Linked DNA regions of Homo sapiens: region 1 is linked to region 2. A link is a contact called in ENCODE Hi-C or POLR2A ChIA-PET data. All regions are on one chromosome and are shown on one strand. The core of a region is the stretch at or near the end of the contact, and the rest is flanking DNA. Distances in the headings are between cores, read along the strand shown. Region 1 holds the start of MTO1 (mitochondrial tRNA translation optimization 1). Region 2 holds the start of SMAP1 (small ArfGAP 1).

Region 1 (5,440 bases), core at 370-2,869, 2.8 Mb before region 2:
ATATAGGATGCAAAAGGTAGCATGGCGCTGGGCACGGTGGCTCATGCCTGTAATCCCAGCATTTTGGGAGGCCGAGGCGGGCGGATCACAAGGTCAGGAGATCGAGACCATCCTGGCTAACATGGTGAAACCCCGACTCTACTAAAAATACAAAGAAAAAAAAAATTAGCCGGGCGTGGTGGTGGGTGCCTGTAATCCCAGCTACTCGGGAGGCTGAGGCAGGAGAATGGCATTAACCCGGAAGGCGGAGCTTGCAGTGAGCCGAGATGGCGCCACTGCACTTGAGCCTGTGTGACAGTGCAAGACTCTGTCTCAAAAGAAAAAAAAAAAAAAAAGGTAGCATGGTTCTTCCAAAAGGCATCACAAAATCTTGACAGAAACACAAAGATCAGGCTGGGCAGAGTACTGAGCACCTGCAATCCCAGCTACTGGTTAGGCAGAGGCAGGAAAAGTTCTTGAGTCCAGAAAGCGGAGCCTGTAATGTGCAACGATCGTGCCTATGAGTAGTCACTGCACTCCAGCCTGGGCAACATGGCGAGACCCTGTCTCTAAAAAAATGTTTTTAAATAAAAACACAAGAACCGTTTAATAAAGGATTTTTTTATTTTATTAATATTATCATTATTTTGAGACGGAGTTTTGCTCTTTTGCCCAGGCTGGAGTGAAGTGGCGCAATCTCGGCTCACTGCAACCTCTGCCCCCGGGTTCAAGCGATTCTCCTGCCTCAGACTCCCGAGTAGCTGGGATTATAGGCGCCCGCCACCATGCCCGGCTAATTTTTGTATTTTTAGTAGAGACGGGGTTTCGCCGTGTTGGCCAAGCTGGTCTCAAACTCCTGACCTCAGGTGATCCACCTGCCTTGGCATCCCAAAGTGCTGGGATTAAAGAAGTGAGCCACTGCACCTGGCCATAAACCATTGTTAATAATGTTAATTCACCCTTTATCTGGAGTAACATAGTAGAAGGTAAACGCAGCAATGAACTAAGAAGCTACCAGCGAGTAGTTGGTAGCTCCCTTTCCCAAGGCACTGACCCCGAACCCCAACCTCCTACAACGGACGACTGTCAGCAGCAGCATAATCTATGGTTCGCAGAATAGACTAATATAGAGTTCTGGCCTGGCCCGCCTGATCCTTGCGAGACACTGATCGAGGCTAAAACCACAGAAGGTAGGATTCTCACTAGCTTTGAGGAAAGGAAGAGGTCCCCCGCTTCAGACCGGGGGAGGCGGGAAGGAAGCAGCCTGCGTCCTACGCCAAGTTCCACAGCACCCGCGCTCCTCACCGATCGTGTCCACGCGGTGAGTGAGGAGCAGAGTCCGAGAGCCGCACCGAGCGGCGGCGGTGGCTGCCTCAGTCCCGGCATGTCCTCCACCAATGACTATCACGTCGAAGTGCGGAGTCCGGGGCGCCGCGCTGTCACTGCTCAACCGTGCCAACGGAAATTGCTGCTTGGTGAAGGAAACCGCGACCCAACGGCCACAGCCTCGGAAGTAGAACATGCTGGGAGAAAAATCTATCTGACTTTGAAGCTGACACGAGTGACGGTCAAAAAAACTTACGCAACAAGAGACAATCTGCAGGGCGCGGCCATCTTGCTTTAATATCACGGGGTAGGACGTCTACGTCCAGCGTCGCCGCTGATTGGCGGTTTGGAGCTACTTTCCTGGTGAGGGAGATGGGTGATCGCACGGAGGGCCGGTTGTGTATTTTCTTTCCTAGTTCGTGCGGGCTTTTTTTATTATTATTATTTTTTATTTTTATTTATTTATTTATTTATTTATTTATTTATTTATTTATTTATTTATTTATTTATTTATTTTGAGACAGAGTCTCGCTCTGTTGCCCAGGCTGGAATGCAGTGGCGCGATTTCGGCTCACTGCAAGCTCCCCCTCCCGGGTTCGCGCCATTCTCCTGCCTTAGCCTCCGAGTAGCTGGGGCTACAGGCGCCCGCCACTACGCCCGGCTAATTTTTTGTATTTTTAGTAGAGACTGGGTTTCACCGTATTAGCCAGGATGTTCTCGATTTCCTGACCTCGTGATCCGCCCGTGCGGGCTTTTTTTGATTTCCTGTGGTTCTGGGTTGGGAGCTCCTACTAAAGGTCATCTTTTGTACTTTCTTAGGCCCTGCAGTCCTTATCGCCAGGTGGCCACCTACGATCAATGAATTTGATCACTTTGCCTTATCAGATCTTTGTGATCTGACAATCTGATACACCGTCACCTTCTGTTTGTCTATAAAAACTAAGGGCTGAAAATAAGAATAGATTCGGGCCGGGCGCGGTGGCTCACGCCTGTATTCCCAGCACTCTGGGAGGCCGAAGCAGGTGGATCACAAGGTCAGGAGATGGAGACCATCCTGGTCAACATGGTGAAACCCCATCGCTACTAAAAAAAAAAAAAAAAAAAAAAAAAAAAAAAATTAGCCGGGAGTGGTGGCATGCACCTGTAATCCCAGCTACTCAGGAGACTGAGGCAGGAGAATCGCTTGAACCTGGGAGGCCGAGGTTGCAGTGAACCAAGATTGTGCCACTGCACTCCAGCCTGGGCGACAGAGCAAGACTCCGTCTCAAAAAAAAAAAAAGAAAAAGAAAAGAAAAAGAATAGATTCGAAAGGAGTTCAAATATATTTGTGGACTGAAAGATTCATGATGGTGCCTGGGCATGGTGGATCACGCCTGTAATCCTAGCACTTTGGAAGGCCGAAGGGGGCAGATTGCCTGAGCTCAGGAGTTCGAGACCAATCTGGGCAACATGGTGAAACCCCGTCTGTACTAAAATACAAAAAAAAAAATTAGCCAGGTGTGGTGGCATGCACCTGTAGTCCCAGCTACTTGGGCGGCTGAGGCAGGAGAATTGCTTGAACCCGTAGGCAGAGGTTGCAGTGAGCCGAGATCGTGCCACTGCACTCCAGCCTGGCGACAAGAGTGAGACTCTGTCTCAAAAAAAAAAAAAAGAGAGAGAGAGATTCATGATGGCTAATTGGTTAATTAGAAGAATCGGTTGGTTGGAGGTTAAATGTCCAGCCTTTTGGAATTCACAGCCTTTCTCAATTCACAGCCTTTCTCAGAAAGGCAACGTTTGACTGGAGAATAAAACAAGTGTGGTATTGCAGGATCTGGCCAGCAGCCCACAATGCAATGGGGCTCTTTCTTTGTTCCCAGGCGGATTGGCAGGTCGAGAAATAATAGACACACAGAAGATATTGAAAGCTGGGTCCAGGGGGGTCACTGCCTTCTGGTCCTGCAATGCTGCTAATACACTGGATATACCAGCATTTATTATTAAGTTTAGTGAGGGCAGGGGTAGGTTAGTGAGGGATTTAGGGTCATTTGATTATGAGGTGAGATGGTCACATGGGGATGAAGTAATTCTTTAACATAACATCTGTATGCAGAAGTACAGTATACAGAGATAAGAATTTACAATATATTGTGTGCATCAGTAATTTCTAACAGAGCCTTAAAACAGAAACAGTCTTTCCATAACCTATGATTAGCAAGATATTAATCAGCAGTAACAGTTGCAGCAAAAGCTGGTTACAAACAATCCATAGAAACAGGATGTGAAGCTAGACAATCAGTTAGACCAGAAATTCTCAGAAGGGAGTATGCCTTAACCCTAAAAAGGCCTAGAAGAGCCGTGGCAAGATGAGGGCATTTATAGCCCTATCTTACCCACAGGGACAGGCGCCCCTCATGCGTCCGTTTAGAGGCTTTCCACAAGGGTTGCATTCCATTCCCAGAGCTATGAACATCTGCTTTTCTGGGATAGGAATCTTGGTGATGCACGTCCGTTCATAGGCTCTCTGCAGGGGGAAGCACATCACCCGCTGTTGGCTCATTCTGGCAGTCCAACCTGGCATTCTCTTTACACAATCCTGCATGCAACTTTGTATTTACAATAATCAGGAGCATTTCATCTTTTATTCCGTAGCAATAGTTTCAGGGGTCTCCCTACAGTGTGGCAGTTTTATTGTTCTAATTATAAAAAGTATTAAATACATAGGCCGGGAGTGGTGGCTCACACCTGTAATCCCAACACTTTGGGAGGCCAAGGTGGCGGATCACTTGAGTCCACCAGGAGTTTGAGACCAGCCTGGCCAATATGGCGAAACTCTATCTCTACTAAAAATAGAAAAATTAACCTGGCATGGTGCTGCGTGCCTGCAGTCCCAGCTACTCAGGAGGCTGAGGCAGGAGAATTGCTTGAACCCAGGAGGCACAGGTTGCAGTGAGCCCAGATGGTGCCATTGCACTCAAGCCTGGGTGACTGAGACCCTGTCTCAAAAAAACAAAACAAAAACCCTTAAAACAAAAAACAGTAAACATTATTTCTTTTCTTTATTTTTTTTTAATAGGATCTCCTTCTGTTGCCCAGGCTGGAGTGCAGTGGCGCTATCATGGCTCACTGCAACCTCCGCCTCCTGGGCTCAAGTGATCCTCCCACCTCCATCTCCCAAATAGCTGGGACCACAGATGTGGGTGGACACTAGGCCTGGCTAATTTGGTTTCTTTGTTGTTGTTTTTTGTTTGTTTGTTTGTAGACATGGGGTTGAGGGAGGGAGTGTCTCACTATGTTGCCCAGGTTGGTCTTGAACTCCTGGCCTAAAGCCTCCCAAAGTGCTGGGATTACAGGTGTGAGCCCTGCTCCCAGCCTATTTTTGATATTTTTTTCTTTAAATTTTTTTTTTCGCTTTCTGCAACTTCGGTTAAATATTTTTTAATAAAAATTAGATCATAGTGTGTGCATTGTTTTGTAATCTATTCTTTACTTAATAATCATGAACACTTTTCTATCCAAAAAAAATAACAATAAGACATAAGGAAACTCTAGATGATACCTTAGGGATGAGGGAAAGTATCCAAAAATTAAAGTGGGAAGGCGTTCATATCTCAAGTACAGAAAGCCTTTAGAAAGCATGTGCAGTGCAAAGTGGGGGGTTTACAGAGGAAGAAGCAGCTCTGTGTAGACCTCCTGGGCCACAGGTGGGCTTCACAGAGGGGCTTGCAAAAGGATCAGCTTCTGGGGTATGATTCTCTGGCCCAGGCAGCTGTATGCAGGCAAGGTGGGAATTTTAGTTTCTCTGTCTAGAAGGCTGTGGACAGGTTATAGATAGGTCAAGGCTCCAAAGTCACAGGGAGATCACTTTCTGGGCTTATGACTGAGGTAGGCTCTACCAGATGTTCTCATACCCAAGGCTGACTAGAGATAAACATGAGGCATACAGAGTAAGATGTAATCCCAGCATTTTGGGAAGCCAGTGTGGGCATATCACTTGAAGCCAGGAGTTCAAGACCAGCCTGGACAGCATGGTGAAACCTCATCTCTACTAAAAATACAAAAATTAGCCAGGGTGGTGGCGTGTGCCTGTAATCCCAGCTACTTGGGAGGCTGAGGTACGAATTGCTGCAATGAGCTGACATTGCACTGCTGCACT
Region 2 (5,625 bases), core at 1,676-4,175:
AAGATAATACAGGCACCTCAAATCCTAAGCTTTAGTTTTGGTACATATTCTCAAAGATCAGTGGAAGAAGCTTCTTTGAAAGAAAGAAAATTGAGTTAACTAGGAAATAACTTTGAAATACAGTACATGAAAAGTTTGATGCAATTTACTAGACAGTGAAGAAAACATCAATACATACACAGAATGAAACTTCTTAGTAACTGAGCTGTAGAGTAAGACCTTTAACATATCTTTTAAAAGTACTATATTTATTATGTCATCCTAGCATATAGATCCAAAATCATGTAACAAGCCAAGAATTCTACTAAAAAAGCCTCCATAATGTACTTCAACCTTACCAAATACTCAAAAACTGTGAAAATATATTTACATCAATTGCTCTATCATGTCGAATTTTTCAATTATTACAACCATGAAATCAAGTCTAATTAAATCAATAAGTGGCCTTACCTGTGATTTTTTGCCTGAAAGATCAAGATAAAACAATGAAATTATTTACAAGATCATTTTAATATTCTTCTAGATTTAGTAGCAACAAGAAAAAAATAATCCTTGTAAATTATACTGTGGAGTTCATGCCCTTCAAGCTGCACCCTTGTACTCTTGATACCATTCTCTTCTCTCCCACTTCCTTCACTTCTCAAAACAAGTAAACCAACAAAAGGCCAGACAAAACCAAAATACAAAAGACATTCATTCAATATATATCTACTGATTTCCGTGGCAATACAAACACTGAGCAAAACGAATACTTCCTATTCTTCAGGTCCAAAGAAGTAAAACTTTTGATCCTAATTTAAGAAGTACATGATTCTCTTCTCCCCACCTCAAAAGAGTAAATAAAAAAAAAAAAAGTTAACATGGTTAATAATGGCTTTTAAAAATCTGTATTATTTTAGAAAGCATTAGTGAAAATCTGATTTTATAAAGTACTTTTTTGGAGACAGAAATTTGAACAAAAATTAAATTATTTTTAATAAAGTCTGTAGATGAAGGAAGGTTAATTCTGAAACTGTTACTATTCGACTTTTAATGAACAGATTTAATATTTACCAGCATCTCTACTTAACCATGTTATTACTCAAAATGACAAAATGTGTACTATTTAGCTTCAGCTTCTTTCTTCTTCTTGGCCTTTTAAAGGACCATTTTTCAGTGTTTTGCTAGTGCAGTCAATGAGCAAGCAACTGAGCCTAAACACAGTGCAGAACTCCCAAATAACCACACACAATCAAGTTACTAGGAAAACAAGTATTACAAGAACCAGGCACGGACTTTGTAAAAACTCATCACCTGAAAAGGTTACATAGGATAAATATAATCTTGACTCAATCAAGTTACTATATTGAAAAGTGCTTCATAAAAATAATCTAGTTACAGTATTCCCGCATGATTCTTCTAGTAATTCAGTACCTGTTACGACAGTGAAGTAACCTGCTGATGCTGTGTGGCTCAGTCTAGTCAAATATTATCAGCCTACTGAAATGTGACTCATTTATATAGTATTGAGATAGAACAGTAAAGCTTCAGGAAAAGTCTAAGTCAAATAACACAGAAATCTTAAAGGACATTCCCCAAAGAGACTGTCTCCTGCTTTAGAGAACTACCCTATTTCTCACCCAATAACGAAATAAACCAATTAAAAATATACACGATCTTTTCTTAACTACACAAGACATTTCTTTAAAAAAAAAAGAAATATTTCCCTTGAGATTACTTACAAGACATTAAACATAAATCAGATCTCCAAACACAAAACATAGCAGCTAAAAATAGTATATCTGTTTCAAAGGCTGAGGCAGAAGCCCTCCAACCGAAAAAACTAAAATTAGGTTTTTTCCATCTCTAGATCTTTAAAATGAACCTTCAGCATTTATGAGGTACACAAATCAGTGTCCACATATTCTCCCAAACTAGCTGGTCAGAGAAAACCTAATTACTAAAATCTTCAGAAATACAAACCCACCGTCCTCCAAGAGACTCATGTAATGAAATTCCTCTTCATTCTGGCTAATAACCAGACTAAAAAACAATACTACTACTAATAAAGACCTTTCTCCAATTAATTTATTCCGTAAAACTCAAACCCACCGAAAAAGACCACCATACTCTTTTTCAGGAAGCAGAGATAAAAGCCTTGTACAAAAGCTGTCAGGTGGGCAGGCAGGTAGGGCTCCATCTAGGAGACCAAGAATCCGAGCCCGGAGTGGGAGGACGTGGTCACACCGGAGGGTAGAGGAGGGGATCCAGACCTAAGCGCGGCCCCACCCACAGAGATAGCTATGAGCAGAGCTAGGAGGGCAACTCTCTAACCCTAAGCTCTGCCCAGACCCGTGCCCGGTTCCGCGCTCCCAGCCTCGCTCCTACCCCCAGCCCTGTGGAGGGTCCGAGCATCGCTACCCTGGCACCTGCTCAAACCCGTGTCTGGGAGGAGGGGAGGCTGGGGCCACTGACAGGGCCTGCGGGCCTGACCTCGCCGCCGCCTCTGGCGGACTTGAGGGTCGACAGGAGCCCCGCGCCCGCCCGCTCAGCCACCCGCCCTCCAGTCAGGGCAGGAGCCGGCCAGCGAAGCCGAGGCGTCCGCTCGGGCCCCGAGCGCCGCAGCGGCGGGAAGGTCACCGGTCGCAAGAGGCCCCGACCGTGGGCAGCGACGACGTCCAAGCTACCTTTGGCCTCGCAGTCGGCGCAGTACTTGTTGTCCTCCTCCCTCAGAAGCTTGGATAGGATGAGCTGGTGCTGCTCGTTCAGCTTCTGAGCCTTCTCCCGACAGGAGCGCGTCGCCATCTCGGCAGCGGGGCGGGGAGCCTGGGGCAGCTACGGCGGCGGCGGACGCTGGCTGGAGCCGGGCAGAGTGAACGCACCTGGCGCCGCCGGGACCGCGGGCGGACTCAGCCCAGGAAGCGGCAGCGGCAGCTGGAACGGGAGGAGGGGCGGCGGCGGCGGTGGCGGTGGTAGCGCCGACGTGTCCCGCCTCCTTGACCGGCCTGCCGGCACGCACCACCCTAGCCGGCGAGGGGAGGGGGAGGGGGACTGGGTCGCGCCGAGGCTTCCGGGTGGCGCGGAGGAAGGAACCCGGGCGCCGAGCGCGCTGCGCATGCGCCGAACCTACGGGGCCCGGGCTGCCGAGTCTTTTTGCAAAAAGGCCTTCTGCCCAAGGTGATTCCCGAAAGGTAGCTGGCACTGCCTCATACGAGCTTTCCCCCCTTTTGAGATGTGATGGTCCGCAAGGGCCTCTAGTAAAACCCAGTAATGGAAGACCTTTTACAAGAAGCCTACTTTGACTTGCCCATTTGCCTTTGCTCTTGCTGGCACAACATTGGAAATGCAGAAATAACTAGCGACTGGGTGGGTTCATTTACTCATTCGAGGTTTATTCGCCTGCAGTTTAGAAGCTGGAGACACGGATGGAAGAAAAGAGGAAAAACGGTCTCTTACATTTTAAGGGCGAGAAATAATCTAGTAGTGACATGTATTAGGGGATAACATTTCATTGAGTGATTACTCTGTTAAACGAACTGTTAGCTCATTTAACCCTTTCCCCAACCTTATGATATTGTTATCCTCATTACACAGGGGAGGAAAGTGAGGCATAGAGGAGTTAAGTAACCTGACCAGATTACAGAACTACTAGTGGAGGAGTTGAGATTTAAATCCAAAGCAGTCTGGCTCCAGAGTCTGAAAGACCTGGCAGTAAGCCCTTCCATAAGGGGGAAAGTGTGACCAGGAACCCAAGTACTAGGCGGTGATACTTTAACAAGAAGCTGTGTAAATAGTGATCCTTAATGCAAGAGAAAGAGAACTAAAGAAAACACTTTTCATTGGAACCCAGACCCTAATCCAGGCTCATGAAGTTTGAACTCCGGGTGACGCAGTTTCGATGATTTGGCATGTTGTATATTATGAGGAAGTTCTAATATGGGGCTTATGCAAGCCAAATAAACACAGTCCTTGCCTGCGATGAAGCAGATGCTAAGAAAGGCAATGAGCAAGAGTCGGTCTTACACTTCTTAGTAAGGCCAATTTCTAGCCCCTGTCCCTGCATAAAAGTGACCCTCATTGCTACCTAGCCCTGTTCTTGGCACAGGGGCTCAAAAATGTTTCTGGAATTAAATTGAATGGATATGGCAATGAAGATGCTCAGTAATTAAACAAATTAGAGCTTATACTACATAGCTCTGACAAATAACTACTAGGGAGATATTGGTGAGTTCCAATGAACAGAAAAAAACATTATGTGGGAGGTAGAACTTACGAGCCTTGTCCTGAAGATACGCTGGATTTAGATGGGGACTGGGGAGGGAGATATTAAGAAAGAGCAGCTTGCACAAAAGCATGAAGACCTGAAGTACCTTGGAAAACAGACTGGAACAAAAGGTACTACTTTTGAGATAAGGCTGCATAAGTAAACTATGATAGGGTTATGGAAGACTTGGGAAGCCAGACAAAGTAGTCTGGCCTTGATGCAAATTGACAGTAGAAAACCTGTAGATTTTTGCCAGGCACAGTGGCTCACGCCTGTAATCCCAGCACTTTGGGAGGCCGAGGCAGGCGGATCACCTGAGGTGGGGAGTTCGAGACCATCCTGACCAACATGGAGAAACCCTGTCTCTACTGATAATACAAAATTAGCCGGGTGTAGTGGCGCATGCCTGTTTAATCCCAGCTACTCAGGAGACTGAGGCAGGAGAATCGCTTGAACCCGGGAGGCAGAGGTTGCAGTGAGCGGAGATCAGGCCATTGCACTCCAGCCTGGGCAACAAGAGCAAAACTCCTTCCCCACCCACCCCCCCCCCAAAAAAAGAAAAAGAAAACCTGTAGATTCTTCAAGTAGGATAATAGCATAATAAAAAGGATCTTTTGGGAAAGTTAGTCCTGCAGTAACCAGTAAACAAACACCATTTTTTGAGTACCTCTCCTCCCTACAAAAATTCTGTTCAGCACTGTGAGGACTCAGAAAAACAGAATACAGGTTTACCACCAAAAAACAACCTTCAGGATGGATTGAAGGGTCACAGCAATGTCCAGTACAAATACTTGCGTGCCACACGTATAACTTTAAATAATGCAGTAGCCACATTTAAAAACAGAAAAAGAAACATAAAATACATTTTACTAATACATTTGATTTAACTCAATGTATCCAAAATATTTTTGAGATGTAATATAAAACATGGCATATTTTCTTTCCATTCTTGTTTTCATATTCTCTTCAAAATGCTGTATAACACAGCTCATTTCATTTTGGAGTGGCTGAATTTATTTTTTAATAAAGAAATTATCAAAAAATTGAGCCTAGGAGTTCGAGACCCTGCTGGTCCATGGGGTCTCACTATGTGGGCCAGCATGGTCTTGAACTCCTAGCCTCAAGCTATCCTCCCACCTTGGCCTCCCAAAGTGCTGGGATTACAGGTGTGAGGCACTGCGCCCAGCCTGGAGTAGATGAATTTCAAATGTTCAGCAGCCACATGTGACTAGTGGATACATTATTGAATAGTGTGGTTCTAGATGGTCAGCTTAGAGGCTATTAAAATATAAATTTGAGTTGATTGTATTTTAAGACTATAGTAGGAAGAAAGAGACTGGTCCCCAAAACATCCTGGGAAGAAAACAACATTGCATTTATTC

The links. Hi-C counts contacts between places; a loop is a spot of excess contacts on that map. ChIA-PET counts read pairs that join two places held with the same protein, here RNA polymerase II (POLR2A). Pooled maps may share reads with other maps.
Region 1: a map of B cell shows a loop between it and region 2 (20-fold over the local background). The contact joins the promoter of MTO1 here to the promoter of SMAP1 in region 2. A Hi-C loop is called at or near these places in 1 of 168 maps with a recorded cell type or tissue (B cell) and 8 of 50 pooled maps. POLR2A ChIA-PET finds 5 or more read pairs at or near these places in 1 of 52 experiments (CD8-positive, alpha-beta memory T cell).

The regions. Positions count from the first base shown.
Region 1 is chr6:73,457,916-73,463,355 of GRCh38, reverse strand. It overlaps MTO1 (mitochondrial tRNA translation optimization 1), which reads right to left and starts at 1,619. Exons shown (of 12, transcript NM_012123.4): 1 at 1,285-1,619. The coding sequence starts at 1,501. RefSeq lists enhancers at 1,079-1,128, 1,149-1,208, 1,279-1,608, 781-1,626 and a silencer at 2,059-2,118.
Region 2 is chr6:70,665,183-70,670,807 of GRCh38, reverse strand. SMAP1 (small ArfGAP 1) reads right to left here and starts at 2,925. Exons shown (of 11, transcript NM_001044305.3): 1 at 2,667-2,925. The coding sequence starts at 2,784. RefSeq lists silencers at 2,184-2,243, 2,364-2,593, 2,744-3,143.